2 separate regions of the Homo sapiens genome follow, and region 1 is linked to region 2. The links are chromatin loops, found by intact Hi-C in ENCODE. Cell type or tissue: PC-3. All regions are shown on one strand. Each heading gives the region's core, and the rest is flanking DNA. Links, peaks and the distances in the headings are about the cores only.

Region 1 (16,701 bases), core at 4,724-8,723, 110 kb before region 2:
ATTTGTAACCTTGGTGTCGCCAAATGCCATAGGTTTCTGGTCTCACCCCTTAACATGCAAATGAAATGACTGGAACACCCATTCCAGGTTTTGTGGGATGCCTCCCTGTCCTCCCCACCAGGGGTTACTGGGGAGGGGGTGGGGCTTCTCATTGTCTTGACCAACCTCTGCCTGCAGCTTTCTTTGTGATCCCTACAATGTTAGCACTGCAGATGTCACCCTCTCTCACTGGCCCACTTTATGCCATGCTGAACACTTCTCTACCCCTAACCCAGGGTTGTTGTGCAATATGTTTTGATTCAAAGTTGGAGAAATAGGGAAATTACAACACACCGCAGTGAAAGGCAACAATTGAAACTACATACGAGATGGTTACCAAAGACTGGAAAGGGGAGTGGGGGTGTGGGTGAGAAGGGGAGGTGGTTAATGAGTACAAAAAATAGTTAGAGGCCCGGCTTGGTGGCTCAGCCCTGTAATCCCAGCACTTTGGGAGGATGAGGTGGGCTGATCACTTGAGGTCAGGAGTTCGAGACCAGCCTGACCGACATGGTGAAACCCCATCTCTACTAAAAATACAAAAATTAGCTGGGTGTCATGGCGGGCACCTGTAATCCCAGCTGCTCAGGAGGCTGAGGCATGAGAATCACTTGAACCCAGGAGACAGAGGTTGCAGTGAGCTGAGATTTTGCCACTGCACTCCAGTCTGGGTGACAGAGCAAGAGCCTGTCTAAAAAAAACCGAAAACAAACAAACAAAAAACAACAAACAAATTAGAAAGAATGAATAAGATCTAGTATTTACTAGCACAACAGAGTGACTATAGTCAATAATAATTTAAGTGGACATTTTAAAATAACTAAAAGTATAATTGGATTGTTTGCAACATGAAGGATAAATGCTTGAGGTGATGCATACCCCATTACCCTGATGTGGTTATTACACACTGTATGCCTGTATCAAAATATCTCATGTATCTGTTAAATCAAGTTTAGCCTAAAGCTGCCTCCTTACATATTTTAAGTTCAGCCTAAAGGTTTCTTTTTCCACGTGAACTATAAACTAAATGGAGTTGTAAACAGACTGTAGCCTACTCTTGTGCCAATCACTGAGTTTTGGTCAAAGGTGGCCAAGTGTTCAAATCACGTTTAAATAAGGCAAATGCCAAGCTGTAACCAATCCAGCTGTTTCTGTACCTCACTTCCATTTTCTGTGAGTCATTTTCCTTTTTCTGTTCATAAATCTTCTTCCACTATGTGGCTGCGCTGGAGTCTCTGAGCCTACTCTGGCTTGGGAGGCTGCCCCATTCATGAATCATTCATTGCTCAATTAATTAAACTCTTTAAAATTTAATCTGGCTGAAATTTTTCTTTTAACATACCCCCCATAATTATATACACCTACTATGTGCCCACAAAAATCAAAATTTTTTAAAAAACAACATATTGGATATCCCTTAGTCATTTCTTCTACAGCACACACATATATACACACACAATTATTCTTTGTGTAAGTTGCATTTTGGATATTTGCATATCCAAACACCTCCATTTATTATGCTCTACTAAACAAAGGAAAACCTACTCTAAGGCTCCACCTTTTGATAACAGAAAACCTTCACAGAAATTCCCAGGATTTCTAGTATCACAGTTCTGTCCTTTTTGTTTTTTTGTTTGTTTTGTTTTGGTGGTTAAATATATATAACATGACTTTTATCATTTTAACCCCTTTTAAGTCTACAATTCAGTGATATTAAGTACATTTGCATTGCTGTGCAACCATCACCACCATCCATCTCCAGAACATTTTCATTGTCCCACATTGAAAGTCTATACTCACTAAACAGTAACTCCTCATTTCTTTCTACCCCCAGATCATAATAACCACAATTTGACTTTCTGTCTCCGTGAATGTGACCTTTTAGGTACTTCATGGAAGTGGAATTCGCACAGTATTTGTCCTTTTGTGTCTGGCTTACTTCACTTAGCAAAATGTCTTCAAAGTTCATCCATGTTGTAGCATGTATCAGAATTGCATTCCTTTTTTCCTTCTGGTTTTTTTTTTTTTTTTTTTGAGATGGCGTCTTGCTATGTTGCCCAGGCTAGTGTCAAACTCCTGGGCTCAAGCAGTCTTCTCACCTCAGCCTCTTGAGTAGCTGGGAGCACAGGCACATGCCACTGTGCCTGGCTTTCTTTCTTTTTAAGGCTGGATAATATTTCATTGAATGTGTATACAACATATTGCTTATCCACTCCTCTGTCAGTGGACATTTAGATTGTTTCTGTCTTTTGGCTATTGTGAATAATGCTTCAATGCATATTGTTGTACAACAATCTGTATAAGTCTCTGCTTCCAATTGTCTGGAGCAAAATTCCTGAATCATATGGTAATTCTGTTTAATTTTTTGATAGCTGCCATATTGTTTTCTATAGCAGCTGCACCATTTTACATTTCTACCAACAATCCACAAGGGTTCCACTTTCTCCACATCCTAACCAACTCATGTTACTTTCTTGGGTTTTGGTTGATTTTCTTGTTTGTTTTATTTAAATGGCCATTTTTTTAACTTTTATTTTAAGTCCTGGGGTACCTGTGCAGTTTTGTTACATAGGTAAACTTGAGTCATTGGGGGTTTGTTGTACAGACTATTTCACCACCCAGGTATTAAGCCTAGTAGCTGTTAGCCACATTTCTCAATCCTTTCTCAGCTCCCACTCTCCATCCTCTGGTAAGCCCCAATGTGTGTTGTTGCCCTGTAGGTGTCCATGTATTCCATCATTTAGCTCCCATTTGTAAGTGAGAACATGTGGTATTTGGCTTTTCTATTCCTATGTTAGTTTGCCAAGGTTAATGGCCTCCAGCTGCATCCATAGTCCTTCAAAGGACATGATAGCATTTGTTTAAATGGTTGTATAGTAGTCCATGGTGTATATGTACCACATTTTCTTTATTCAGTCTACCATTGATGGACATTTATGTTGATTACATGACTTTGCTATTGTGAACATATGCACGCATGTGTCTTTATAATAGAACAATTTATATTCTTTGGGTATATACCCATTAATGGGATTTGCTGGGTTGAGTGGTAGTTCTGCTTTAAGTCTTTGAGGAATTGCCACGCTGTCTTCCACAATGGTTGAACTAATTTACTCTCCCCAAAACAGTGTAAAAGCTTTTCTTTTTCTCCACAACCTCACCAGCATCTGTTATTTTTTACTTTTTAATATAGCCATTCTGACTGGTGTGAGATGATATCTCATTGTGATTTTGATCTGCATTTCTCTAACGATCAATGATGTTGAGCGTTTTTTCATATGCTTTTTGGCTGCATACATGTCTTTTTTTGAAAAGTGTCTGTTCATGTGCTTTGCCCACTTTTTAATGGGGTTGCTTGTTTTTTTCTTGTAAATTTAAGTTTCTTATGGATGCTGGATGTCAGACCCTTGTCAGATGCATAGTTTACTAACATTTTGTCCCATCCTGTAGGCTGTCTGTTCAGTCTGTTGATAGTTTCCTTTCCTGTGCAAAAGCTCTTTAGTTTAGTTAGATTCCGTTTGTCAATGTTTACTTTCATTGCAATTGCTTTTAGTGTCTTTGTCATAAAAATCTTTGCCCATTCTTATGTCCAGAATGGTATTGCCTAGATTGTCTTGCAGAGTCTTCAAGGGTTTCAGTTATATATTTAAATCTTTACTCATTTTGAGTTAAATTTTGTATATGGTGTAAGGAGGGGATCCAGTTTCAATCTGCGTATAGCTAGCCAGTTCCCTAGCACCATTTATTGAATAAGGAATCCTTTCCTCATTGCTTGTTTTAGTCAGGCTTGTTGAAGATAGTTGTAGGTGTGTGGCCTTATTTCTGGATCCTTTATTCTGTTCCATTTGTCTACATGTCACTTTTGTACCAGTATCCTGCTGTTTTGGTTACTGTAGGCTCTAGTATAGTTTGAAGTCGGCTAGCGTGATTCATCCAGCTTTGTTCATTGTGCTTAGGATTCCCTTGGCTTCTTAGACTCTTTTTTGGTTCCATATAAATTTTAAAGTAGCTTTTTCTAGTTCTGTGAAGAATCTCGATGGTAGTTTAATAGGAATGGCATTGAATCTGTAAGTTGCTTTGGGCAGTGTGGCCATTTTTACAATATTGATTCTTCCTATCCATGAGCATAGAATATTTTTCCATTTGTTTGTATCGTCTCTGATTTTTTTGAGCAGTGTTTTGTAGTTCTCCTTGAAAAGATCTTTTACTGCACTAGTTAGCTGTATTCCTAGATATTTTATTCTTTTTGTGGCAATTGAGTATGAAATTGCATATTACCACCATCTTAATGGGTGTGAAGTGGCATCTCACTATGGTTTTGACTTGCATTTCCCTAAGGATTAGTGATGTTTAACATCTTTTCATGTGCTTATTGGCCATTTGTATGTCTTGAAAAAATATCTGTACAAGTCCTTTTCTCTCTCTCTCTTTTTTTTTTTTTTTTTTTTGAGACAGAGTCTTGCTCTGTCACCCAGTGGCATGATCTCAGCTCACTGCAAGCTCCACCTCCTGGGTTCATGCCATTCTCCTGCCTCAGCCTCCTGAGTAGCTGGGACTACAGGTGCCCACCACCACGCCCAGCTAACTTTTTGTACTTTTAGCAGAGATGGGGTTTCCCCCTGTTAGCCAGGATGGTCTCAATCTCCCGACCTCGTGATCCACCTGCCTCCGCCTCCCGAAGTGCTGGGATTACAGGAATGAGCCACCGCGCCTGGCCCCTTTTCTTATTTTTGAATTGGATTGTTTTGTTGTTGTTGAATTGTAGGAGTTCTTCCTATATTCTGGCTATTAACCCCTTATCAGATATATGATTTGCAAACTTTTTTTTTCCCCACACTGTAGATTGTCTTTTCCCTCTCTTGGTAGGGTCACTTGATATACCAAAGTTTTTAATTTTGATGAAGTACAATTTATGCATGTTTCCTTTTGTTGCCTATACTTTTGTTGTCATATCCAGGAAATCATTGCCAAATCCAATCACATGAAGATTTTCTGTTTCTGTTTTCTTCTGAGAGCTGTGTCATTTTCTCTCTTATGTTTAGGTCTTTGATCTATTTTGAGTTATTTTTTGTATATGGTATAAGATAAGGTTCCAACTTCATTCTTTTGCATGTGGATATTTCATTTTCCCAGCATCGTTTTTTAAAAGATTATTCTTTCCCCATCAACTGGCCTTAGCGCCCTTGTTGAAAATCATTTGGCCATATATGTGAGGGTTTACTTCTGGGCTATTTAGCTGATACCATTGGTTTGTATGTCTGTATTCTTGCCAATTCCACATTGTTTTTATTACCGAAGCTTTGTAGTAAGTTTAGAAATCAAGAATTGTGATCCCTTCAACTTTTTTCTTGTTTTTCAAGATTGTTTTGAGATTTCATTTGAATTTTAGAATGAGTTTATTATTATTATTATTATTATTATTATTATTATTATACTTTAAGTTCTAGGGTACATGTGAACAACGTGCAGGTTTGTTACACATGTATACATGTGCCATGTTGGTGTGCTGCCCCCATTAGCTCGTCATTTACATTAGATATATCTCCTAATGCTTTCCCTCCCCCCTCCCCCCACCCCATGACAGGCCCCAGTGTGTGATGTTCCCCTTCCTGTGTCCAAGTGTTCTCATTGTTCAATTGCCACCTATGGGTGAGAACATGCGGTGTTTGTTTTTTGTCCTTGTGATAGTTTGCTGAGAATGATGGTTACCAGTTTCATCCATGTCCCTACAAAGGACGTGAACTAGGATGAGTTTTTCTATTTCTACAAAAAAATTATTGGCATTTTGATAGGGATTTCATTGAATCTATAGATCTCTGGATGCTCACATCCTGTAAGTTAGAATAGTATGAGCTTCAAGTACACAAGCTCCATCTTCAACTTGAGAAGTAGAGAGGATCTAGATATAGGACAATCAGGCTTCCATTTGCTCTAAAATTTTCTTTGCTCTTTCCCTGTATCCATTTGTTCCTATGTTCACTTCCCTCACAGTCTCAAGCCAGTGGCCAATAGCAATAGGACAACAGGCTTTCTGCTTTGTATTCAGCAAGTTGGAAAGAAAAAAAAGTCTTCTTCAACCACGGAAGAAAATTTCTTCCTTATTATCTAATTGTATCACTTTTGATGTGAACCCAACTACCAATAAAGATAAAGGTAGATATTTATTTTTTTTAAAACTTTTGTTTTAAGTTCAGGGCTAGTTTTGTTATATAGTGCAGGTTTGATGTATAGATTATATATTATGTCATGGGGGTTTGTTGTACAGATTATTTCATCACCCAGGTATTAAGTTTCATACCCATTTGTTGTTTTTCCTGATTCTCTCCCTCCTCCCAAACTTCACCCTCCAGTAGGCCCCAGTGCCTGTTGTTCTCCTCTATGTGTCCATGTGTTCTCATCATTTAGCTCCCACTTATAAGTGAGAACTCATGGTATTTGGTTTTTCTGTTCTTGTGTTAGTTTGCTAAGAATAATGGCCTCCACCTCCATCCATGTTCCTGCAAAGAACATGATCTCATTCATTTTTATGGCTGCATAGTATTCCATGGTGTATACATGTCCCATTTTCTCTATCCAGCCTACCACTAATGGACTTTTAGGTTGATTCCACGAATTTGCTATTGTGAATAGTGCCGCAATGAACACAAACACACACGTGTCTTTATGACAGAACGATTTATATTTCTTTGGGTATTTACCAAGTAATGGGATTGCTGGGTCAAATGGTAGTTCTGTTTTTAGGTCTTTGAGGAATCAGCACACTGTTTTCCACAATGGTTGAAGTAATTTACACTGCCACCAACAGTGTATAGGCATTCCTTTTTCTCCACAACCTCACTAGCATCTGTTATTTTTTGACTTTTTAATAGTAGTCATTCTGATTGGTGTCAGATGGTGTCACTGTGGTTTTGATTTACATTTCTCTAATGGTCCATGATATTGAGCTTTTTTTCATATGCTTGCTGGCTGCATGTATGTCTTCTTTTGAGAAGTGTCTGTTCGTGTGCTTTGCCCACTTTTTAATGGGGCTGTTGGTTTTTCTCTTGTAAATTTGTTAGGGTATCATATAGATGCTGGATATGAGAACTTTGTCACATGCATAGTTTGCAAACATTTTCTCGCATTCTGTAGGTTGTCTGTGTTCTGTGTTGATAGTTTCTTTTGCTGTGCAGAAGCTCTTTCATTTAATTAGATCCCATTTGTCAATTTTTGCTTTTGTTGCAATTGCTTTTCAAAAGACAGAAATTTTTTGCCTTAGTTCCTGAACCAATCATAGTTGTAAGAATTACTACAACTGGCTTAAAATAATCAGATTACATCACTGGAGGTCAAGATGGGAGTCACTTTCCAAGCAGTGCAGAGAAAAAGCAGTTGACTAATTAGAATTATGGTTCTATCAGAGGGGAAAGTGATGGGGATAAATGCTGGGTATTCCAGCAGTAGTGTCCCCTAGATTTCTACTTCCTAGATCTCTATAAGTGGGGTAGGGGTTATGAATAACAAGAGATGTATTCTCTTTGTCTAAAACAAGTTCTGAAATATTGTAGGGGTATACTACTGTGGAATTATGGTGATTTTACTTAACAATAGCAATGAATTATGTAAAAACACTAAGAAATCTTTAAACACATTAAACAAGCTCAAAAATCCTAAATTCAAGCCAGTAAGTGGAATAGTGTTTATGCCTCAAATTTAAGAAATAATATTTTGTTTAAGTCAATATGTGGGTGTACAATGGTGGTAACAATAATGAATGTGTGGTACTTCAAAATTTTCACAACTCCATTCTAATCTATTTTCCGGTGTGATTATGCTTAAAAGAGTGCCACAACTAAGGGAATCATTCTGCCCATTTGATTTTTAAAATATTTCATTTTCATTGGTTATGCAACCACTATTATATGGAGATATTTGGCCTCCTCAAGTGCATTCTGGTTTCAACAAGCTGGTTGAGATGGCCCTGAGAGGAATGGAGGGAAAATCAGAGGCTGCTCATTTTAATTCGAAAAAAGAAGAAAGATCAACTATTTCTATAGTTCTTCGTACAAGAATCAACTGAAATTAAATAATCTTATGTAAGTATTGACAACATTTTTTCCTCTTTGTGAAATAGTTGCTGCCTCTAAACTTGGGAAAAAGTCAATATATTTAATTAACTTTATTATTAAAATATGATTTCATCAATGTAAAATATTTTTAAATTACTCAGTCCAAATAGAGCCAAGCCAGTGTTTTATCACTATCAACAAAACCAGATTAAAATACATCAGAAGCATTCAGTTGGTTATGGATATGGTGACTCTGATGATAGTAATCTCAGAGTTTTCCTATGGAAAGAGTCATGGTTCAATAGACATATATAACTAGCAGTACATCATTCAGTTTGCCAGAATGAAATTCTCAGAATAGTCATTTTGTTCCTATGACTACAGTAAATCCCTTTTGAATGTTTATGATACCTGTTGAAGGATGCTCACATTAAAGAAAGTCAAAAATATAAATTCAGAAAGTCCAACAATACACAGATTTGTAATAGCCTAAGACAAGTTAGGCTTAATAGAGTTTATGGGATGTGCTCTTTAAGTTAACTTAGACCTGTGTGCACTGTGAACAAATCAATATTTCCATAAAATCTAGTAATTTTTACATCTCCAATTTATGCATCCTCCTGTAAATTGGAGATCTGTTTCTCTAATGGGTCCAAAGAGAGAGCCCACCAAGGAAAGGGCTGTCATAATATGAGGCAGAACATTTTACAGCTTATGTTTCATTTCAATGATCTCTTTGCTTCCTGTGGATGTCTGATTTATTACTGCTGTCAAGAAAACGCCACAGTTTCCAGTAAGAAGCTGAAGAAAGACTCAGCCACCCACATCCCAGTTGGCCAAGGTTCCCGCCACATGGCATCTGTAAAAATAGGAGTGATAAAGTTCTGGTTTCCAATTTTAGCTGAGGAAAAATCAAGCTTTCAATTTTTCCTATCCATCTAGTTGTTATATCCCCTTTGAACCACAAGTTTTAAAATAATAACTCCAAGAATATTATAAACTAATGAGCTAAAGACTTTATGCGAATAAATAAATTTTCAAAAAATATATTATTCCACACTAAATAATCTCCCACATCTCTACAAAGCAGATTTAGGAAAACAATCCAAATTTCAAATAACCAAAATCCTCAAGAAATCAACATCTGCGGGGAAAGACAGGTATACTGGAAAGAAAACATGTATTTTAAAATGTTCAATCTGACACATTCTAGCTAAATAAAGCCTCATAAGTTTATTCAGAAGACTTTATGTCTACTAATTACATGCATCAAGTTTGCAGAAAGCCTACAATTTTGCATTTCATCAGAAAGTTTTCAGGTTTATAAATATGTTTGGGAATGTTGAGGCTCAATCTTAGTTTTGGATTCATTTTGGGAGGCTGTAGTTGGCAGACCGATAAATACAAACCCTGGGAAGTTTTACAAGTGGCTCCTGAATGTGCCAGTAGAGGACATGTGCCAGTAGAGGACACTGTTCATTTCCTACACAGAACTCTTTCCCCCTTCTTCCTCCTACCAACTTTGGTTGAGCTCCCTCAGTAGCAGACCCTCCAGCAAGGACTTGGGTACAAGTTGTTTGGTTGAGAGGTGATACCAGGAAATACTGGTAAGCGTGTGAGGAAGTGATCCAGGAAAGAAAAGAAGCCAACACAGACTATATTAATGAGCAAATCATCTCTGTGGGCAACTGGAACTCCATACCACTGGGAACCTGTGTGAAATGGAGTAGAACATAACTTAGAGTTTTTCCACCAAGGGACAAGGAAGCTGCGGTACTGTCCTTCAGTTCTCATCTATCACCAACTGAGGGCTCCTTCCAGGAACATTAATTCCTCAGCACTTTTCAGCCTACTCCAAGCAGACCATGCAAGCTCCCATAGCCAGAGAAATTCCTCAGAAAGAGAGTCACAGATACTTGCAGTAGGAAGTTACCAGTGTGCACCAGAAACAGTGCACAACAAGACAATAAGGGCAGGTCACTAATCGCCTCTGATACACTCAACAAACTCCGGGTTTGTCCAGGTATCCACTTCTCTCAAAAACCACCATTGCCTTGGGGGAATGAGGCATCTCCAGTTCTGAAGATGGGCCAGGTTGACATATCTCATCGACATTCACAGTGATTTCGGGAATGCATATGCAATTTAGGTCTGCCCAGTAAGGTGTGGTTAGAGTTCTTCAGGACAGATGAGGGGTTTTGGGCAAAGTGTCTTGTTCCTAAAGCAGAGTGTTAACAACGCATTTTCTCTTTCTCCTGAACATTGCCCTGTCTGGAGGTGAGTGCTGGATCTGCTGCAGCCATCTTGCTACCTACCTGAGAAAGAAACCAGCATTGAAGGGAGGTGCAAAGAACCTGGATCCTGAATCAACCAAGCCTGAATCCTGTCTAACCTCTGTACACACTGTTTATGACCTAATTTATTCCCTCATGTTTATGCCAACATCTTTTGAGGTTTCTGTTACTTGCAACAAAAAAGCGATCCTTCTTTGCTAGGGCATAACATGGGTGACTTTTACTCCAGTTCACAAGAAGCTCCTCATTTCCATCTGAGACTTTGTCAGCCTGGTATTCACTATCCATATTTCTATTAGCATTTTGGTCAAAATCATTTAACCAGTCTCTTAAGAAGTTCCAAACTTTCCTTATCTTCCTGTCTTCTTCTGAGCCCTCCAAAGTCTTCTAACCTCTGCCCATTACTCAGTTCTACAGTCACTTCCACATCTTCAAGTATCTTTATAGCAACATCTCACACCTCACTCCTCAGTACCAGTTTTCTGTGTTAGTCCATTCTTGCATTGCTGTGAAGAAACACCTGAGGCTGGGCAATTTATAAAGAAAAGAGGTTTAATTGGCTTATAGTTCTGCAGGCTGAACAGGAAGCTTGGTGCCAGTATCTGCTTGGCTTCTAGTGAGGCCTCAGGGAGCTTTTACTCATAGCGGAAGGCAAAGCAGAAGCAGGCATGTCACATGATGAGAGAGGGGGCAAGAGAGAGGGGGAGGCACCACGCTCCTTCAAAAAACCAGGTCTTGTATGGGCTCATTATCAAAGTGAGGCCACCAAGCCATTCATTAGGGATCTGCCACCACGACCCAAACACCTCCCACTAGTCCCCACCTCCAACATTGGGAATCACATTTCAACATAAGATTTGGAGGTAACAAATAGCCAACCCATATCACTCATTCTTAAACAGATTTTAAAATGTATAAAGCATTTTTGCACCCATCATCTTTAACAACCTTTACAACATTGTAAAGAAAAATTTGAGCAAGTATTTTTATCATTCCCAAGTTATACATGGGGAAACTGGAGTTTCAAGATGGTAAGATGGTAAGTGACCTGTACACGGTCTTACATCTACTCCTTTCTACAACTTACTCCCAGTGTCAAATCTAGCTCCTCTGGTTACAAATACCAAGCTGTGTTCTCAGCTGTGAAGCCTGATATTTCATGAAAGCTTTTGCATTTCATCTACTGCCTATATGCTCCCCCAATTTATACACCACTCTTAGATAACAAGGATGAGATTCTATTAAGAAATAAAGCACCCAAATAGAAACATGAAGTACAAATGATTTTCTAAGTATTTCTGGTAAGCAATTATGCTTCAAAAGGCTGCTTTAATGAACATTGGAGTGTTCAACAGTCAACTTGCTTTCTGTAAATCAAATATGGAAGGAGAAATGTCATAAAATTTTCAAATAGACAAAAAAGTTCAACTTAGAGAAGGATTATTTTCCTTTATTTAGGCTCACCTTGGGCTTACATTTATGCATTGCCCTGTAGTGCTTTATTTGGTTTTATATTAATTTTAGAATTTTATAGAGTAGTATATGCTTGATATGCACAATATGGAAAACAAAGAAAACAACAAAGTTTTATGTTTTGTTTTTTTAATGCTTATAATATTATTTTAAAAGACATGAGTAAATGAAAGCACAGAACAGGTTCTTGGATAGAAAGAATTATTAGGAAGTCAATTCTCCCTAAATTAACACATAAATGTAATATAAGTCCCATAGGAACCACAATAGGATTTGCTTTTGTCAAAAACAATTATAAAGTTTATATCAGTCAGGATTAAGTTGAGTTCAGAGTAATAGAACAGTCAAAATAACAGTGGCAAAAGTAAAATCAAAGACTGTTTCTCTCTTGAGTAAGCATGGCCCAGAGGTCAGGGGTACGGCCCTAGAAGGCCCTCATGGTACCAGAAAACCCATCTCCTTCATCTTGTTCCTCTGTCCACCTTGAGGACAAAATAGCTGCTAAGCTCCAAATATGTTTACAGGAGGAAAAGGGAAGAGGTGGGAAACAGGGTACACTCCTTTCCATAAACAGCTTTTCCCAAAAATTGAGCACACCACTTCCACTTACGGTCCACTGGGGAAGTCATGATCATATGGCCACACTTAACTTCAAGAGAGGTTGGGAAAAGCAGTTTTTGTTGTTGGCATTCAGATGCCCACCTAAAAATTGAGGGTTCTATTAGTATAAAAAAAAGGTGTCCAGGCACGGTGGCCTACACCTATAATCTCAGCACTTTGGGAGGCAGAGATGGGCGGATCAATTGAGGTCAGGAGTTCGAGACCAGCCTGGCCAACATGGTGAAGCCCCATCTCCACTAAAAATACAAAAATTAGCTGGGTGTGGTGGCATGTGCCTGTAGTCCCTGCTACTAGGGAGGCCGAGGCAGGAGAGTCACTTGAACCCAGGAGACGAAGATTGCACTGCACTCCAGCCTGGTGACAGAGGGAGACTCCATCTCAAAAAAAAAAAAAAAGAAAAGAAGGTGAGCATGGATTTTGAAAGACTACTAACAAATTCTATCACATGATCGGACTTCTCTATATTAAACCATATTAAATAGCTACAATCATCAATTATACAATTATACTCATACCCACTCCAGAAAAAAATAACAGATCGATAGAATGGGAGGTGGATGAAAATGGCATAAGCAGTGAAAGAAGGAGCAAAAGACGGTACTCTTTGAGCTCACTAGGTTAAAACTTTTTTGTCCAATACTCAACTCACCAAGACCAGTGATCAGCATAGAATTTAGTGCAAGAGGTGAATGTGGCCCAGGGAAGGGGAGTGCTAAGGAGAGCCACATCTGTCCAATTTCCACAGCAAGTCAGAACCCTTGTGCAGAGACCTGTGCTGGGCTCTCTGTGCTCGATGCCACCGAAAAGTTGAAACACGCGCTGTAAACTAATCATCAGTACTCAAAGAAGGGATGCCAGAAGGGAGCCTGAGGCAAAGGCTGGAACCACCCAGACCAGTCACTGAGCACCACTGGGGCAGCACCCCACAGGAGAGTCTGCTGGTGATTCTGCTGGTGCCCCAGAGGTGCTAGAACAGAAGAACTTAAATAACCTTAGTCAATTCCCAAGAGACCTTTCCATCAACTAAACGCTCAGAACAGAGCATTTTGTGTAGCTCATTCTGAATAAACGTTCATTGATACATGCTCAATGAACAGCAAGTCCCTGGTGTGGATGGATCTTGAATTTATATTTCATCATAATACTAGATGCAGGATGGTACTTAAAGAAATGAATGTGTTGGTTGCTGTTTAGATCCAGAGTATAATGTGTTTGCTCATCCCTTTGTCATAAGTTCTCTCAAAGCACAAATGAGTGTCCCTTCTTTCTCCCTTACTAAGGATAATTGAGTTTGGCAGTGTCTAACAGCAAGGAAGAGTTTTCTTTTCTTTTGATGATTCCAAAAGAAATAGATAGCTAATGCCCTTGAAGTCTCCAGCACTGCCATGAAAACTTCTATTGATGCCAAGGCAGCTGCTGAATTGACTTTGGCCTTGACTTGGGCCCAGAATCCAGGAGAGGGGCCAGATCTTCTGGTCTGCAGTCAACCCCACCAGGCCTAGAAGAAGTAACCTAAGGGCCTCATTGCCTTTCTACCCCCTGCCACTGCTCTACCTCTCCAAACCTCAGCCAAGGCAAAGAAAAAGAAAAATTCACAGAAGGGTCTCCCCAAGAGTGAGAGCCACACACAGTCTAGTCCATGTAAATTGGCGTAGTGTCCCTTTGCAGCCTCACTCCCTGCCAGGAGGGCAGGGGTGGGGACCCCAGGACACAGGAGAGCAGCCTGAGACTCCAGTAGAAAAGGTGCAGGAAGAGAGGGGAGCATAAACCCCAGGCAGGTCCTAGCTGGGAGATAAATTGGGTCAAACTAAGAGTGTTGCTCACTCACAAGTCAAAGGAAAACCCTCAGTGGGGAAGTTTCAGTAGCAACCTGGGTGCTGGCCAGAGGAAAAACAGCAAGGATTACAAACTTCCATTAAAAGAAAGCTGCAGACATAAGCAGATCCATTTTCCCCAATAAGAAGATGTGGCTAGCAGTGCTGCCTTTGTTCATTCAGGATTATCTCAGTCGTTCTAGTACATTCTACAGGGCAGTGATGTCTCATCACACATATGCCTCACAGCACCAGGTATAATAACTTGTATTTGTTGTGTGAATTGAATCAAATCAAACATCGCAATGAATTAAATTGAATCAAACAACAAAAATAAATCAATTAATAACTATTTTCTGAGCACATGCCATGCACAATGAACTCTGCTAAACATGTAGAAGGTGCAACTAGAAAACAAAGAGGCAGACTTCCTTGTGTGGTTGGTGGGAGCAGATCAGTTGCTTTACAGTCTTATTTCACATTTAATCTACTCCAAGCCCATTTTTTGTTGCAAGACAAAATTCCCAGGAGCATCAAAAACCCTCCTCAACACCTAGGACTTCATTTTCCTTCCCAGGTTGAAGATCATCCGCTTTTACAGACGAAGAAATTGAGGCATGCAGCGAAGTAATAGAACTAGGATTCAAACTCAAGTGTGTTGCATCCCAGAGTTACACTGTCCACAAAGAAGTCTCTTTCACTGGAGAAAAAAGGACCTAGAAAAGCAGGCAACTGGGTAGTGTCCTTTATCTGAGAACTCCATCCAAAAAGAACCAAGCACACAGAAGTAACAACATTCTTGCCATCAGCAGGAAGAATTAGGGCACTTGGCTCTGGCTTAATGTTAAGGCTGAGGGGGTCGGCCCAGGCAAGTCCTGGGATCTAAGAAAGAGCTTCTAATTACTTACCTCTCCTGGCCTCCATCCAAAAATTCCTCTTTCTTAAATATCTCCACCTTAAATATTTACAGGTTAGGAATGCCTTATGCTCTTGAAAGTATTCAAACATCCATGAACCAATTACTGTGATCATAAGTGTATGATCTTCTGAATGGGAGAGACTAATGGGTCGAACGCCTACTTCTAGATCGGGAGTTGGTCAACCACACTCAAAAAAACTGAAAGCTGTTTCCAGAAGAACAGAAGAGCAGAGAAAGAAGAGACAGATGTTGGATGGGCAAAAGCAGCAAATGTCTACCACACTGACTTATGGCTAAGATGTAGAAAAATCTCACTCCTCCTAGCCTGTGAGAAGATGGCCCAGGCCTAAAGACAGAAATAAAATGAATAGGAACAACAAACTTCTTCATTTGCTTCCAGTAGAAGATAATTGATAATTCCATGCTTCCTTTCTTTTTTGACCACTTTGAACAAAAATGATCCCATTTATATTTTTTTCTCAAACAATTGTGCAGATTCTGGGCTAACAGCTTGGGAGTAGAACTTGTTTAGAACTGCTTCATTTATTCTCAGATTTGGAATGTGTCATTAAAAAAATAAAAAACAAAATAGAAGTGGTGCCTTCAGTCTGGGGATAGTAGGCATTTGCCATTTTTTGACCATATTCTGTTTTCCACAGCTCTCCACCTCCATCTTACCCACTGTGGGCTAAAGCTGGGTGCAAAGTCTTGGCTCAGCCATTAACACACTCCAGCTGGGTTGCTGGAGCGGGCTCAGGGGAAAAGTCATGCTGTGGTTGATGGGCAGCCATATCCAGTTCACAGAGCAGCACCAGCAGATCTGGCATTGGCAGCACTGTCCTTAGATTCAGGCAAGAGAGAGACCCCAAATTAGGGAGGCCTGCCTGGCCCTCCTGCCTGAGTTCCTCCCCATGGAGCCAGGAGTCTACAAGTCCAACAGGACGTGCCTACTCAGAGCCTGAACTTCATGACCACTTCTTGACTACACTTTTGGTAACCAAGTACTGTGAATTCCCTGCGCAGATGAGCCTTGGGATCACTTCCAGGACCTATGTAATCTTCTTCCCTGTGTTTATCCCCCTGGGAGCAGACCATTCACACCTCTAGACCCAAAGGGAGGTCAAGAGGTGACCTCTGCAGGAGATGTAGATGATGCTTCTACATTCAAGTTGAAGTAGCAAGAAAGAGGATGTGCTCGGGGCTAGGGAGCAGGGCAAGGGGCTGGATTTATCCTTAGTATTCACTAAGGAGTCAAAAATTCTCTGTTTGAACTTGATCTTTCAGCTTATTATGAAAGTATATTCAGCAAAGAGGATATGACATTTGATTTAACAGATTGTTCATCTGATGTACAATTTATTTGTAACTTTTAAATATTTAAACACATGATATTGTGCCTCCATTGTGCTCTTGCCACAGACCCTGTAATTGTTGGGGAGGGAGGCTTGGCCTTTGATGCAGAGACACGACAAACAGCTGGGTTCTCAGCATATCAT
Region 2 (15,958 bases), core at 1-4,000:
AAGAAAGTTACAAAACAATTTGTGAAATTCATTATTTTTATTTTTCAGAACATATGTATGTTTATAAAAACCTAGCAGGGTGTGCCAGAATGTCAACAATGTTTAGCTGTGGATAGCAAGATAACAGATTATTTGTTTTATTTTTATTTCTACTAGCCTGTATTTTCTGTTTCTTTCTCTCTTTTTTTTTTTGTATAATGATCACTTGTATTGTTTTAGAAGGCAAAAAAAAAAACCTTCTAAAAGAGAATTCTGGAAGATCAAAGTAAATATTCATGCCTTGTAGTTGTTGTTTTTAATTAAAGATTTTTCACATCCCTCCCTGAGTTTCATATCCAATGATGTGAAAAAAAACAATTAGCAAATTTATAAAATTATTTTATTTAGATATTTTTATTAAAAATGTATTTTTAATCTATTATTAATTGTAAAGGAAAGAGGTTTTTGTCTTTATCGTGGCTGTTGAAAGTGAATTTTCTTTGTGCTTAACAGATTAAATCTGAACTTTAACAGGTATGGTATTTCATGTGCCATAAGTCCAAAAACTTTTTAATGTCTCACAATTCTGGTCAAAGTATACTTATTCAAAATGCCTTTGGGTACCTGCAATATGCTATTTAATTAAAGCGAATTAAATTTGTCTTACCAAGTATTACATGACAAAAGTGAACTTAAACGTAGGGACTTATCATTCTTTCTTATTAAAAAAAATTTCAATTTCATAGTTCCTGGGAAAAATACTTTTTAAAAGTAGTTGTTTTACTTTTATAAGCAGTTTTTCCCCCAGAACACATAATCCCATCTCTAAATAATAAAGATGGACATAAAATGTAATTCTTGCCAGAAACTCAGTTGCCTACAGAGTTAATTTGTATGTATATTGTGGTGTAAGAAGCCATTCTTCTAAGAACACTGTTGAAGAATAGCCACAGTACAACTGCTGTTCTCAGCAGTAGAAAGTCACAGAAGCAAGAGATTTGTTTAGAGACCATTAGCAACTTACCAAACCTTTTATTTTTTTCTACCTGCCACTTCTTGTCCCATTCTACCTTGTAGTTAATATGACAAATATTTAAATACTTTGAAATATACATATACACATATCAGTTTCTCTACTGTTAAAGGAAAATAACCTAGTATTAAAAAGATAATTAGCTTTATAACTTCGTTAATATCAGTGGTTAGTTCTAAAGTGTATAAGCCAATCATTAGAAATAATTTTATCAATTAAACTGCTTTTTTGAAAAAGCTGTTTAAGAAGCAATTTAGGCCGGGCGCGATGACTTACGCCTGTAATCTCAGCACTTTAGGAAGCCAAGGCGGGTGGATCACAAGGTCAGGAATTCGAGACCAGCCTGGCCAACATGGCGAAACCCCGTCTCTACTAAAAATACAAAAATTACCTGGGCGTGGTGGCGGGCGCCTGTAATCCCAGCTACCCGGGAGGCTGAGGCAGGAGAATCGCTTGAAACCAGGAGGCAGAGATTGCAGTGAACCCAGATCGCGCCACTGCACTCCAGCCTGGGAGACAGAGCAAAACTCCGTCTCAAAAAAAAAAAAAAAAAAAAAAAAAACCAACAACAAAAAACAATTTAAAGAAAGTAAAATTAAATGACCACAAGATGGCAGCATTGGAACAAATTGGAAAACTAGTCACTTAAGAATTACTGTCTATTCCATATACTACCACTGCATAATCAGTTAACCATCTCCATTATTTATAACCAATTTTCTCTCTTTGCTTTAAATACCCTCTGTAAGCCGATGCCTCCCAAATTTGGAATTGTGCTTTAACCTCTCCTCTGAACTAAGAGTTACATATCTAGCTGCCTGCTTAACATTATCCATTTTGATATCTGATAGGCATCTCACATTTAACAATTGAAAAGTTAGATTCTCCATCCCCACAAGCATGCATTTCTTTCAGTATTCTTGTACCATTAAATGACACCCATCAGTCCATAGCAAAGCCTTCTGGCTCTACCTTCAGAAGATACAGAGTCTTGCTGTTTCTCACCACCTCGGCCATCACCACCCTGATGTAAACTGCCATCATTCCCTGCCTGGATGGTTGGAACAGCCTCCTGGCTGATCTTCTTACTTCCAAGTATTCACTCCCATAGTCTGTTTTCTACCCAACAGCCAGAGTGGCCATTTTAAAAAGATCAAGTCATTTCTGTATTCAGAATCCTCCAAATGCTTCCCGTATAATTTGGAATAAAATCTAAAGTCTATTCCCTGCCTACATGTCTGATCCTCAGTTATTTCTTTGACTCATCTCCTACTGGTTGTTCCCTTCACCCTCCGTGCTTCTTCCACACTGGCCTCATAGCTGTCCCTGGAATCCAGGCACATCTTCACCTCGGGGCCTTTGCAGACACTGTTACCTCTGCTTTGAGTACCCTTCCCCAGTTACCTAGACAGCTTCCTCCCTCACTTCCTCTAGTTTCTGTTGGAATGTGTGACCTTATCAAACCACAGGTGGTCCTTCCTGAGCACCCTGTGTAAAACTCAGTCCCCATCTGCTCACTCTCTACTTATCCTGCTTTATTTCTCCTCATAGCATTTATCCCACCTGATGTCTTATGTGTTTTACTGTTCATTTTTTTTATTGTCTCCCCCTACCCCATTAAAACATCAACTCAATAAGAACTTGGGCTTTGCCTGTTTTACTTACTGCTGTATTCCCCAGCACCTAGAATAGTGTCTGGCATACAGCAGGCACTCAGTAATTATTTGTTGAGTGAATGAAAAGAAGAAAGGAGGAAAGGGAGAAAGCAAGAGAGTCCTAAGAGTCACTAAAAAGAAGGATTTTAAGGAACTACAATAAGAGAATGTTTCTGGAACAGTGGGCGTGAAGAACCTCCAGACTAGAGTGCCTGGTCTTCAAATTATATGGTTTGAATCTTCATTTGCAGTGTTGCAAAAACATTGGAAATTAAAATTAATTCCCTCTAGGAGGAAAAGTCTTTTTTTTTTTTTTTTTTTTTTTTTTTTGAGACAGTGTCTCGCTCAGTCACCCAGGCTGGAGTGCAGCGGTGTGATCTCTGCTCACTGCAAGCTCCGCCTCCCGGGTTCACGCCATTCTCCTTCCTCAGCCTCCCAAGTAGCTGGGACTACAGGTGCCCACCACCACGTCCCGCTAAGTTTTTGTATTTTTAGTAGAGACGAGGTTTCACCGTGTTAGCCAGGATGGTCTCGATCTCCTGAACTTGTGATCCGCCCACCTCGGCCTCCCAAAGTGCTGGGATTACAGGCATGAGCCACCGCGCTTGGCCAGGAAAAGTCTTTTTGTACTCATGATCACAAACTTACCAATCAGTACCTTTGTTATAGTTCTCTTAGGACTTACAAATGAAAATGATCTGAAACTTTATCAACATCAATTTTATTATGAACTTAGGAATTCTGATGTAATTTTAACTAACAATAGAGGAATTATGTTGCAGATTTATTTACATATGTTATGGATATATGAAGTGAAGAAGTCACTCATTGAATCCTGATATTTTGTTTTTTATTGTTGCTGTTGTTGTTTTGTTTGTGACTTTACTCTTTCTTACTGCTTGCTTTTCTCATTGATATTTCAGGAAGTTTTGTTTACTGACTTTGTTCTGTACCCCCTCATGGAGGTAAATAAATCATATTACTATTCTCCTAATAGGAAAACAGTATCATCCTAAATGGATCTGTGATGGTCAGCACCACCCGCCTACCCAGTTCCTCCAGTGGAGACCAGTTGGGTAGTGGTGACTGGGTACGCTACAAGCTCTGCATGTGTGCTGATGGGACGCTCTTCAAGGTGCAAGTAACCAGCCAGAACATGGGCTGCCAAATCTCAGACAACCCCTGTGGAAACACTCATTAAAAGAACCCCAGAGGTCACCAACATGTTTATATCTTGACTTGACTTTTTTATGCATGCAAATCATTGTTTTTACAGAGTTTGTGATAACTCATAATTATTTTAATGGCAGAGCACTGCTGTATCTGTTTTATGGTCTACATAGTTAAAATCTTCTCAGAGAGCCTAAATTCTAATACATTTTATTAATTTATACTAATCTTCATATTTACTGTTCTCTAAAATAATTATGAGAAGCAAATAAAATCAAAAGTCATGTTTAAAGACGTGTTTTTAAAATTCCACTATCCCTTTTCTAAAGGTTAAAGGTCTGAAGCAGCTGTTTAGATTCACTGTAAGTAAACTTTGGTAACTCTAATGGGGATAGACCCACTTAAGATATTTAAAAAGGTATGGCATCAGCGTTTCATGCTCTGCCTTTTAGCTTCTAAAAGGAAAGATGCAGATTTCTAGTGCATTAAGCCTGAGCCATATTCTCACATGCAAGTGAAGTCATTAAAGAACTTTACATATGTGAGATAGAAACAATGGTTCCTTAGTTTTGCACTGGGAAGAAAATATTTTGTAAAAGAATGTTTATTTGAAATAATGATAACTATCAATTGTTCACAATGTGGTGGAAATTAAAACACCATCTCAGCTTTAACTTTTAAATAATAATGATAACTATCTTTATTGAGCATCTTCTACATCCTAGGCATTGTCCTAGGCATTGCATGTTTATATCCCCAATTCTCACCACAACCCTGCAAGTAGGTGGTATTATCCAAGTTTTACCCATTAAGAAACTGAAGATCAGAGAAGTTAAGAAACTTGCTCAACATCATATAGTAAGTAGCAGAGTTGGGATTGGAATTCAGGCATGACTCAAACCTGGATGTACTTGATTCCAAATGCCATGTTGTTTTCACTCTCTGCACTGACTTTTTAATTATTTAAAACTCTAGAAAGATGAACAAAGGTTAATTTAAACTTACCTAAGAAGATGAGAATCAAACAAAACAGATATGCTTACTCTAGTTAAAAAGAAAATAAATCTCATGTCAGACCCAGAAAGGACCAATCACTGTCCGATTGTAAGCTATGTTGGGCCAATTCCAAAATATTATACGATGGAGAGGTCAAATTTACCTACTTCTGAGTTACCTCAGTTTCCCAACAATGGACCTTGGCACACTGGAGTAACAATACATAACAGAGTTGCCAAGATATTTATACCCTCAGCACTCGGGGCAACACAGTGGAAAGTGGGGAGGCCATAGACCCAAACAAGTTCTTTGGGCCAGGCATGGCCTAGTAAGTACACCATGCCTCGAAAATAAGTCCAGAAGCACTGGACTAAAGAGTGCTAATGCAGGAAATAATACACATAATTTTTAGGTAAGGATAATAATTTATCTCTGCTCCTAATATTACTATCCCATTGTAATTATTTATAACCCTCAAGCCAGTTGATTTTTAATATATTTGATTGGAAAAGAACTCTCTGGTATTATTAAGACTCACACAGAATCAGGGACAGGGCCCCCAAAGGAGTTTGCTGTAAAATAGGCAGTAGAGTTGTGGCATGGGCCCAACCCTGCATTCAAGTGTAACAGCATTCTGTCAGGGTCACTTTGAATTGTGCACATAAGAAAACCAATACAAAAAACAATTTGTATTCAATATTGTCACATTTCTCTCTGGTAGAAAAATCAAATACCTTAGAGATTATGAAGTCATTAATTTATACTGAAATTGGATTGACTTACTACCTAACACTGAGCGCTGTTTTTAAATGAAAAGAATGAGATTTATAACCACTTGAGTGTTATTGCAGTGATATTTGAACTCATTTGAATATATTCAGTATCATTTAATGTCTGAATTCAGAAAAAAATGCCGAAATTTTTATTCAGATGGTCCATAAATTAAATTGCATATTCATTACTTATCTGCTCTATTTAGATTTATTTTAAAAGTTTATTTAAGTAAATATTTTTATAAAAACCAGAAAACACTGTATTACAAAATATTATTTATTAAATGTAGTTCAGGAAATAATCTATTTTTACTCTTTTTTGGGAAATACTTGTGTTTTTGATACATCTCCATGAAGTTCTTTTGAGAGGAGAGGCTATTTTGATGTTTTTATACAACTGAAGGTTAACAGCCATAGCATTTTATGATACTTTACAGGTAGTCCTGGCTTTTTCCCTGAAACATAAGCTTGGAAAATCTATTAGAAAGCAGAACAGGGCAAACTCTCCATTTTACTTATGGCTTTTCTAATTTTTAATTAATTAATTTATTTTTTTGAGACAGAGTCTTGTTCTGTCGCCAGGCTGGAGTGCAGTGGCACAATCTCGGCTCTCGGCTCACTGCAACCTCTGCCTCCCAGGTTCAAGCGATTCTCCTGCCTCAGCCTCCCGAGTACCTGGGACTACAGGCATGTGCCACAGTTCCCGGCTAATTTTTGTATTTTTAGTAGAGACGGGGTTTCACCATGTTGGCCAGGATGGTCTCAATCTCTTGACCTCGTGATCTGCCTGCCTTGGCCTCCCAAAGTGCTGGGATTACAGGTGTGAGCCACCACGCCTGGCCGGCTTATTTTTATCCACAGTAAATCTTCAGCAACTCATTGTCTCCACCAGATAGTATTTTTCTGTAAATGAAATGCTGACTTCGCCTCTTCCTGCTGTATGCTCATCCCTGCACTGAGCACAGATATGACAAGCAGTAGCCATGGGGGAGGTGGGTGACAAAGATAGGACCCCGGGAGGGGGCGCAGGTACATGCTAGTTTCAATTACCACAGTATTCTAGAGACGGGTTGCAATGACAAGGGGGGCAAATGAAATCAATGCAAGATTTCTTAATAATGGGCAGACAGAAAAATGTAAAACCACACAAAACGGACTGCTGATAATATTTTAAAATATACTTATTTGTCTTCTTTTTGCATTGTGAAAAAAACAAAATAAATTTTGTGTGATAATTTTGATGATGAAAGGTGGAAGTTCTACCTAGATTTGAATGAGTGTTTTTTTAAGGGAATGAGAATGTCATGGTGCTAAACCTGACAAATAAGAGATCATTGAAATGCTGAAAATTTTAACAGTCTTCTTAAAAGTATTGAGGGGGCAAAAATTACCAATTATGGTATACAAAAATAAGCCTATAAATGTGTTTCACATTGCTAACTTGAGTTTCAGTTGATTCAGTTTGTAATAACTAGTAATGAGCTTCTGTTTACAATAAAAATTCTGTAAATTGTTTGCTGTTAATTTTTTAAGGGTTATATATTAACTGTTTTCTACTTAGTCATGCGAACGTGATGAATTTAAATATGGCTTGAGAATGGGACGCTGTCAGTATTTATGTAATCTCTCTGGACTCCTAGAACTCAAAGTTAGAAAGTTGTACATTCCAAGTTTTGAATGCCCTCCTCTCTGTGCATTGCAGAAGGCCTCTCTCCAGTGGTGCTTCCCTGGTGTCCTAGGGGAAAGTGCACACTGTCACCATGGCAGGAGGCCAAAGCCGGAGATGAAAGGGTGAGGGCTGGCCACTGGGCAGCCTTGATGGCAGGTTGGGTGGAGCCTCAAAGGTTCAGGTCTTAAATCCCTACCTGGCTTGATCCAGATATCCACCCATTTGATAACCACTTAGGATACGAAGGTATGTCTTAGAGGCATTATTACTTTCCAGGTCTTGTCCTTACCCGAAATAGCCTCTGTTGCTTTTTTCCTTCAGTTTTGCCACCCTTTCTTTTATGTATAAATGAACTCTTCATTTCCTTTCTATAATACTTTGTTTTTTTGTGCTGCCTTCTTCCTATCTTTCACTTGCTGACTCACAAATGTACACACCCAGTATTTCTAACTGCTTCCTCCTACTTCAGCTTGACTATTTCCATTTTGAAATTTACATTTTGCCTAATTGTTTCCAGTTTTCTAAGCAACTTTTTCTGGAGTTCTGAGTGGTTCCTTACCTAATACATATAAATTTATAAATAGTATGATTTTTTTAACAAATTAATACCTTTCACTTTAAGATATAAGATTCCTTGTCTAGCTGTTTTGAACTCAAACCTAACATGTATAAATCTCTTCAGCTTAAAAAGAACCAGGGCAATTTTAATTCATGTCCCCTTAAGAAAAAGTATTTTTCAACCATGTCTTTCTCTTCAGCACTACAAAGTAATGTACCTGTGAATGGTGACTATATTTTTTTGTTGCTGATTTTGTTACATTAGCTTGGTGCACCATTGTATATATAATGATCTCAGCTTTGAACGTAGAAAAAATATCTTTGTTCCTGGGCAAATCAATTCAATTTCTAGTATTGCATAAGAAGCACACTGTAAAAATAAATCACTCCTCCATGCTGTAGGCTACCTTTGCTGTTCATGGCCATGTGTACCTGAATTTAAATGCCCTTGAAAATATGGGAGGATTGACCTTGTATGAAACAAAAGTTTTAAAGTTACATTGTAAATTTCATTCACTTCACTCCATGCATTCATTTACACACAAACAACATAACCCAGTGACAGACTGCAGACTATTAAAAATGTAAAACATTGGATAGATAGATAGATAGATAATGTTCCTTTTTTTTTTGGGAGTTCAGAACAGATACAAAGCAAAACAATAGCAACGCTGAATGTTACTAATGTGTATCAATTCCTTCAGTGTTTACTGAAAGATTTCTGTAAGAATAAAGACAAATTTGGAGGCTAAAGCAGGAAAAATGACCAGGCCATAAGATGTGAGATGAATCTGGAAGGATACACAAGACTGTGGCTGGCCGGGTGTGGTGGCTCACGCCTGTAATCCCAGCACTTTGGGAGGCCAAGGTGGGCGGGTCACCTGAGGTCAGGAGTTCGAGACCAGCCTGACCAACATGGAGAAACCTCATCTCTACTAAAAATACAAATTAGTGAGTTGTAGTGGCACATGCCTGTAATCCCAGCTACTCGGGAGGCTGAGGCAGGAGAATTGCTTGAACCCGGGAGGCGGAGGTTGTGGTGAGCTGACATGGCGCTCTTGCACTCCAGCCTGGGTAACAAGAGCGAAACTCCATCTTAAGACTGTGGCTAAGAGGAAAAGGCATTGAACTTGGAACTGGGAATGAACTGAAAGTGAATTTCAGTATGCGATATGCATAGATCATTCTTTGCAGAAGCCACATCTTGTAGTGGCTCCACATGAACTTATCAAGCTAGGTCATTAAGTTTACCTAGATAACACAGGCTTTGAATACCAACCTGAGGGATTTGGACTATAGGCAATAAGGAGCCCTTTGAGGATTTCAAATGAAGGAATAATATAGGAAATACGTTATTGTAGGAAAATAATCCTTTGGAGTCACCTAGGATGGATCACAAAGAAGGAAAGTCAAGAGGCAGAGGCAAGAAAGTCAGTTAAGCCATTTTAGTATTTCAGACTGCAGTGATGAAAACTAAACTGAGTGCCATTAGAACAGAAAGGAAGGGACAATTTCTTGGAAACTCATATACTCAATAATGTGATTATTTGTACACACAGTGGCTTTTAAGTGGAATTTAGTTTAAAACAAATCACAAAAATTACCCATTTTTAAACTTATTTTTGTGATACATTCAGCCATTGTAATTTGTACACACTTCTTTTTAAAAACTTTGAATTTTTTCTCAAAAATGTTTGGTACAAAAGATACTCAATGTTTCTGTATCGTATTACATCTTCATGGCTTGGAGCCAGAACATGTATTTGATAACACATTATGTTGTATGTATCTAAATGATTTCATAATGATTTGAAAAGTCACACAAGCCACACAGCAAAACTTGTATTTCTTCTAGTCATGAAAAGTAAGAGCCTCTTTTGTGAGTTAAACTTTTTACTCATAGAGTTATGGAGGGTCACGGTTTAGTGTAACTGGTTGTCATTTATGTAATAAACTACATGGTTGATTACTATGTTGTAGATAAGCATAATAGACTTTGCTCTGTATTAATGGCCTGCAAAGAAACAGGGAAGTCTTTAATCTTGGTAAGGTTTCATTCATCCCAAAGCACACTGTGGAGTGAAAACTACTGGAAAAGCAGATGCAGAGGTGAGGCCTAACTGAATATGTATTTTCTGAAAAATCAGGGGAGTCCTTTCTTTAAAATGTGACATAAATGTAATTTTATACTATGGCTATTTCATTTTGGTAGCTACATTTTCATGCCCCAGTAAGAAATCAAACATTCGCTTAAATTGGCAACCAAGACAAGATAACTTTCCGAAATCTTAAATTGAAAATTAAATTTGCTGCTTATTGCTGTTAGTTTTTATATATTATTGTGAATAAGTCAATTCATTTTCCTTTTTCCAGGCATTATGAAAAACCTCTATTTCAGAGTCATTACCATAGTTATAGGTCTTTATTTTACTGGAATAATGACAAATGCATCAAGAAAAAGCAATATTTTATTCAATTCTGAATGCCAATGGAATGAATATATTCTGACAAATTGTTCTTTTACCGGAAAGTGTGATATACCTGTGGACATATCACAGACAGCAGCCACTGTGGATGTAAGTTTCAATTTCTTTAGAGTTCTCTTACAGTCTCACACGAAAAAAGAAGAGTGGAAAATAAAACATCTGGACCTCAGTAACAATCTCATATCAAAAATAACCTTAAGCCCTTTTGCATATTTACATGCTTTGGAAGTGTTAAACCTCAGCAACAATGCCATCCACTCCCTCTCATTGGATCTACTCAGTCCTAAGTCCTCATGGGTGAAACGCCACAGAAGCAGCTTCAGAAACAGGTTTCCATTGCTGAAGGTGCTCATTCTTCAAAGAAATAAACTCAGTGACACTCCCAAGGGTGAGTACAATTTTAACTAGGCAGAGAAACAATGCTTACGTGGAGTTGTTTCATGTTCATAAGAATTCCACATTTGTTTTCAGGTTCAAGGGACAGCTGAAAGTAAAGCAATTTGATCAGAGCACATATAATAATGTTTCTTAGTGGCATTGGAAGTTATAGTGTGTGGAATTTACAGCTAATGAAATTTAGTCTCCCATTAGTATATCTGACATTAATGTTATGTGCGGTTATCGAGACACTAGGAAGTATTTAAGTGCTAAATAATAATGAGTGATTGTAAGTTACCTACTTTAATTATCATGTATTAGTTAATATAGAAAAGCACTGAGCAATAACTAGTTCAAATACATTTAATATGTAATACAATTCAAATTAAATGTTGCCATATTATAATATTTTTCTTCTTTGAGTACATTTTGCCTCAGTCTATCTAGTTGTCCTCCAAACTTACAGCAGAAGTATCCTAATATTATATATTGGTATGTAAACCTTCTGATTATCAAGTCAAAATCAGAATTCCTTATCCTAGTTTCTAACAGGGTACTCCAGATAGCCTCCAATTATCATAAATTCTCATCTGACATTCAATAGTCTATATGTTGGAGTTCCTTAACGGATACACCAATGTTTTCTTTGGAAAATATATCAAGTTCATAAAGCAAAACTTCCTTTGCCCTTTTTATATTCCAGAGTGCTAGACAATTAATTTCCTTTCCTTGTTTGTTTTCAGGCTTGTTCACTCTTTGCTAAGCACCTCCTTTATATAAGACATTATTCAAAAAAATGTATAAGGTTATTGTTCTCTTTCTCCATTCCAAATTGTGCATATTTAGTTTTTCTTATTATCCAGTTCTGACATTTCATGTTTTTATCTTCATGCTCTTTCTCCAGCTTTGCTTTAAGCATCATTTTGGCAATAATAGCCTAGCAGGTATAGGAATTATTACAGTCACCATGTCAGCAGAATTGTTTGAGAAGGGTGGGCGTCTTATCTCCCTGACCTTCTCCATAAAAGTAGTATGTCATATTTTCAGTGTAAATGAATTGCATTTTATTTTATTTTTATTGTATTATTTTTATTACAAGAAGAATACCTGTTACTTATAGAACATTTAACAACTGAAGAAAAATTTAAAGGGAAAAATTAAAGTCATTCATGTTATATATGTTCTTCAAGTTTATTATTTATGCCTATTTGTACCTTTTTCTTTCAAAATTGGATCATACTGTCCATATTTCTAATTTGTATTTTCATATCATAGAATATTTTAATAACTTTATATAATTAAGCAATCTCACAAATATTTCAAATAGTTGGTTTTTATATATGCGTATATCATAATTGGTTTAATCAAGCACTAGGTTATTTCCAGGTTTTGTTTTTTGATGGACGTCATTATAGCTACATATATCCATATAATATAACAAAAATTTTTAACTGGTATGGTAGATGTGATCTCAATCCACAAACTCAAGTGTACTAGAGATATAACCTTCTGTTGTCTGTAGTAACATAATTTCCGATTCTGAGCCCCCATTAGGGGGAGTTGTAGGGATACTTAACATCAGTCTTTCATCAGCTTTCCTCTGCCTTTGCCTGGATTTGTACCCAGCTTGAGAATCGTATACTCTAACAAGGCATCAAATCGTATACTCTAACAAGGCATCGAATCGTATACTCTAACAAGGCATCGAGGGGTGAGCATTCCTTACCCCTGCTACCCAGATAATATTTCTTTTCAGCCTCTTCAGTTTGGAGAAAATTTCTTCTCCCTTTTTTTTTTCTTCAAAACCCTCTGTCTGGAAATCACTTTCTTCTAAAGGGTTAGGGTTTTGGAAAACAAAAGCCAGAAAGACTTGTAGACTCAGCTACTTTCTGCCTTGCCATATGCCTTCCCTGGGACAATGAACGTGGAGCCTACTTTCTGTGTGAATGGAGAGAAAGAGCAAGAGGAAAATATAGGGAAGTAAGAGATTAACATGTCAAAATATTACCCCACCACAAGAGTAAATAGGAAGTGCTGAGTTTCTCTCCTTAAGGCAGATGAATTCCCCTGAGCTAACTGGGGGTTAGGACTAATACAGTTCCACTTAAAGACCAAATATCCCTATAAATGCAGATACAGATCCATCTTCTTTTTTTGAGTTAAGCTTTTGCCTCCCAAAAGATCAAGAAAAATGTTCAACTTGAAGAGGAGGGGGAAAAAAGAAGGGAAGTGAGCAAATTCTGTATCTGAAATTCTATTAAAATTCTAGCAAATGAAGACATAGAGAGATGAATGAAAAGAGATAGACGGTGGAAGTTCAGTGTAAGGCATGAATCTGATTGGATATAATTCAGAGTCCTTTTATCCATAGTATTTTGTGATTTAAATTATTTTCCCATAATCATCATATTAGTTTTCACTAGGTTGAGTCTCCTCTAACAATTTTTCCTATTTTATGATTCTGTGACTATGGCTGAGTTGCTCTGACTTTGAAATCCCATTTTGAGGGGAACTGCTGGTGAGAGAGATGCTGCCTAGGGCATGCCCTATTTTTGGCCTATTTCTTTGTTCTTCAATTCTTCACTCTAAGTCTATTTATAGGTGACATCTGGATAATATAAGATTTACTCATTGGATCATTGTAAGGATAAAATGAAAAAATGTATCTCAAAGACCTAACTTAACATGGTATTTGGCATAATAAACTGTCACAATATAAATATATGAAAACTACTTCAGAATCTTGTCTGAAGATTTACCTTGCAAATACTAGTTTTTATTATTCTCTTGGCATAAATTGAGAATAACAGTATATTTAGAAACAAATAATTAATTTTTGTCTAAATCTCAAGGTTTTTTTTGTTTTTTGTTTTTTGAGACAGAGTTTCACTCTTGTTGCCCATGCTGGAGAAAAATGGCACGATCTCGGCTCCCCGCAACCTCCGCCTCCCAGGTTCAAGCGATTCTTCTGCCTCAGCCTCCCAGGTAGCTGGGTTTACAGGCATGTGCCACCAGCCCGGCTAATTTTGTATTTTTAGTAGAGACGGGGCTCCTCCATGTTGGTCAGGCTGGTCTCGAACTCCTGATCTCAGGTGATCCGCAGGCCTCACCCTCCCAAAGTGCTGGGATTAGAGGCGTGAGCCACCGTGCCCGGCCTCAAGTTATTTTTTAAAATGTTCAACAACTATTGAAGTAGTAGCCCACTATAATTCATGAGCAGATAATTATTTGTGTCTGACTATATAGGCACTTGCATTCATCTAAAATAATAATAAATTAGAGAGATCTCAGAAAGCAACAATCAAGCAACCTTTGTAACTATGTACCACATATTTTAAAATGGGGACTATTTCTAGAACCAATGAAAAGTTGCTTTCACTCAGGAAAGCCCATTTGTGTAAGGGTGAGATATCACACGAACTAACCCTGTCTTCAGAGTCAGTTGTGGTGTCACCAATAAGCTTCATGTTGGGAAAATGCCCAAAAGAGGTGCTGGCCAATGCAATTTATAAAACAGAAGCCAGCCATGAATTTAATTTTAATGATGCTTCTACCTTCCTCCCATATTTTTGGAATACAGCATTCATAATTGAAAAACTAGTTTAAAAACATGAAAACAATGGGATCAGTCTCTGGTTAATCTGTCCTACCTTCATCAAGCAGTATTTTTGGAGTGCTCACAGAGTAACTGGAAATGCAGCAGGAACAACATCTTGTTGGGATTCCAGTTAGGTTGATAGACCAAATGTAGCAGCCTCACATTAACCAACTAAGTTCTAGAACCTAAGAGGTAAATGTGTTAGAAATAAGATAAAATAATACCTAACATTTGAAACTGGGGGAATTAAAAAAAATACACAGTGTATTATAAAAAACTAAAGTATATTGTGTTCCTTTATTCATAGAAAATTAAAGATTTCATCCTGATTGCTACTGGATTATGGAATTATCAATAAGCAATGTACTCAAAACTAATTCAGGTTCTAAAGAAACAAAAAGTATATAAGACACTAAACTAAGAAGGCAAGGCCTTTGGCTAACCTACATAATTTGACCACAATAAGATCTGACCTAATGAATCGAATATCTTACCCAGGACCATTCTAGACTCTATTCCAATTCTTAATTGCTCTTTGGACTAACAGCCATAATCCCTGAATATTGTTTTATGTTATCAGGTTATCACACTTGGGAGAGCACTTAAGTTCATAGTACAGAAGGAGTATTTACTAAGTGTAATGTCTGAGTATCCTTTCTGTGGCCTTTTTTTCTGAGAGACAGGTCATTTCTTGGAAATAATAAAACTGCCTCTGGCCACTTAAATGCAAAGGCTAATAAAATTCCTGCCTAGTGTGTCCTTTGTAATCTTTAGAAAGCAGTTCAATAAATAATTCCCTTTCCACAGAGTACCTCTATATTTTCCTCCCAGCATTCAACTCTCCTCTCTTGAAGTATAAAATGTACCCCTGATGTCCAAGCCCCAGCCGTGAATGCACCATACAGCCTCTTTTCACTCATTTGACTACCCTCTGAACATTGGCTTACCAAGCAAAAATATTAAAAGAATACATTTTCCCATTGAGAAGTGCAGTCAAGTACCATGCAAGAGTTTTCTTAAATTTCCCAACTCCATCCTGAGAGACGCTATACAAACCAGGTCTGTACCAGTTCCCTTAAAAAAATAAAATCTTAATTATCTAAAATTGAAAGTAAAGGAAAAGTTTTCATTCAGGAGGTGTAAACTGAACTTCCTGGTCTTTATTCTCATCTCCAGAAGAAGTTTACCTTCCTCTTGGAAAATCTCAGCTTGATATTATGAGGGGAGTTAAATAAGAGGATTCTCTAATAACTGCATTCAAAATCAAAATCACCCTCTCCCCACATGCTTGGGTATGTTCGGGTCCCACTCTTTTTATTTACTCCTTTTTTTTTTCTGTTTTTAGATGGAGCCTCACTCTTGTCACCCAGACTGGAGTGCAGTGGCATGATCTCAGCTCACTACAACCTCCACCTCCCGGGTTCAAGAGATTCTCCTGCCTTAGCCTTCCATGTAGCTGGGATTACAGGTGCCTGCCACCACACCCAGCTAATTTTTTTGTATTTTTAGTAAAGATGGGGTTTCACCATATTGGCCAGGCTGGTTTTGAACTCCTGACCTCAAGTGATCCGCCTGCCTCAGCCTCCCAAAGTGCTGGGATTACAGGCATCAGTCACCGTTCTCAGCCTGTTTACTTGTAATTCTTTTACACATCTTATATTAC

Evidence for each region. A loop is a pair of places that touch in the nucleus more often than their neighbours do. Peaks named below come from ENCODE experiments on the same cell type or tissue, not always from the same donor. Only the 100,000 strongest peaks of a DNase experiment are listed, where the experiment ranks them.
Region 1: it touches region 2 in a loop (7-fold over the local background); 2 of 110 quality-filtered maps call a loop at or near these places.

The regions. Positions count from the first base shown.
Region 1 is chr4:52,127,581-52,144,281 of GRCh38, reverse strand. No RefSeq gene overlaps it. Among named protein-coding and RNA genes, the nearest start is that of SPATA18, 85 kb to the right of the region's middle. In PC-3, for the core only: CTCF peaks have their summits at 6,744 and 6,943; no DNase peak of the experiment used is centred there; H3K27me3 peaks cover 383 bases.
Region 2 is chr4:52,011,867-52,027,824 of GRCh38, reverse strand. It overlaps SGCB (sarcoglycan beta), which reads left to right. Exons shown (of 6, transcript NM_000232.5): 6 at 3,665-7,119. The coding sequence ends at 3,868. It overlaps LRRC66 (leucine rich repeat containing 66), which reads left to right and starts at 7,462. Exons shown (of 5, transcript NM_001024611.3): 1 at 7,462-7,521; 2 at 10,207-10,707. The coding sequence starts at 10,212. In PC-3, for the core only: a CTCF peak has its summit at 1,642 (motif pointing right); a DNase peak (open chromatin) is centred at 1,634.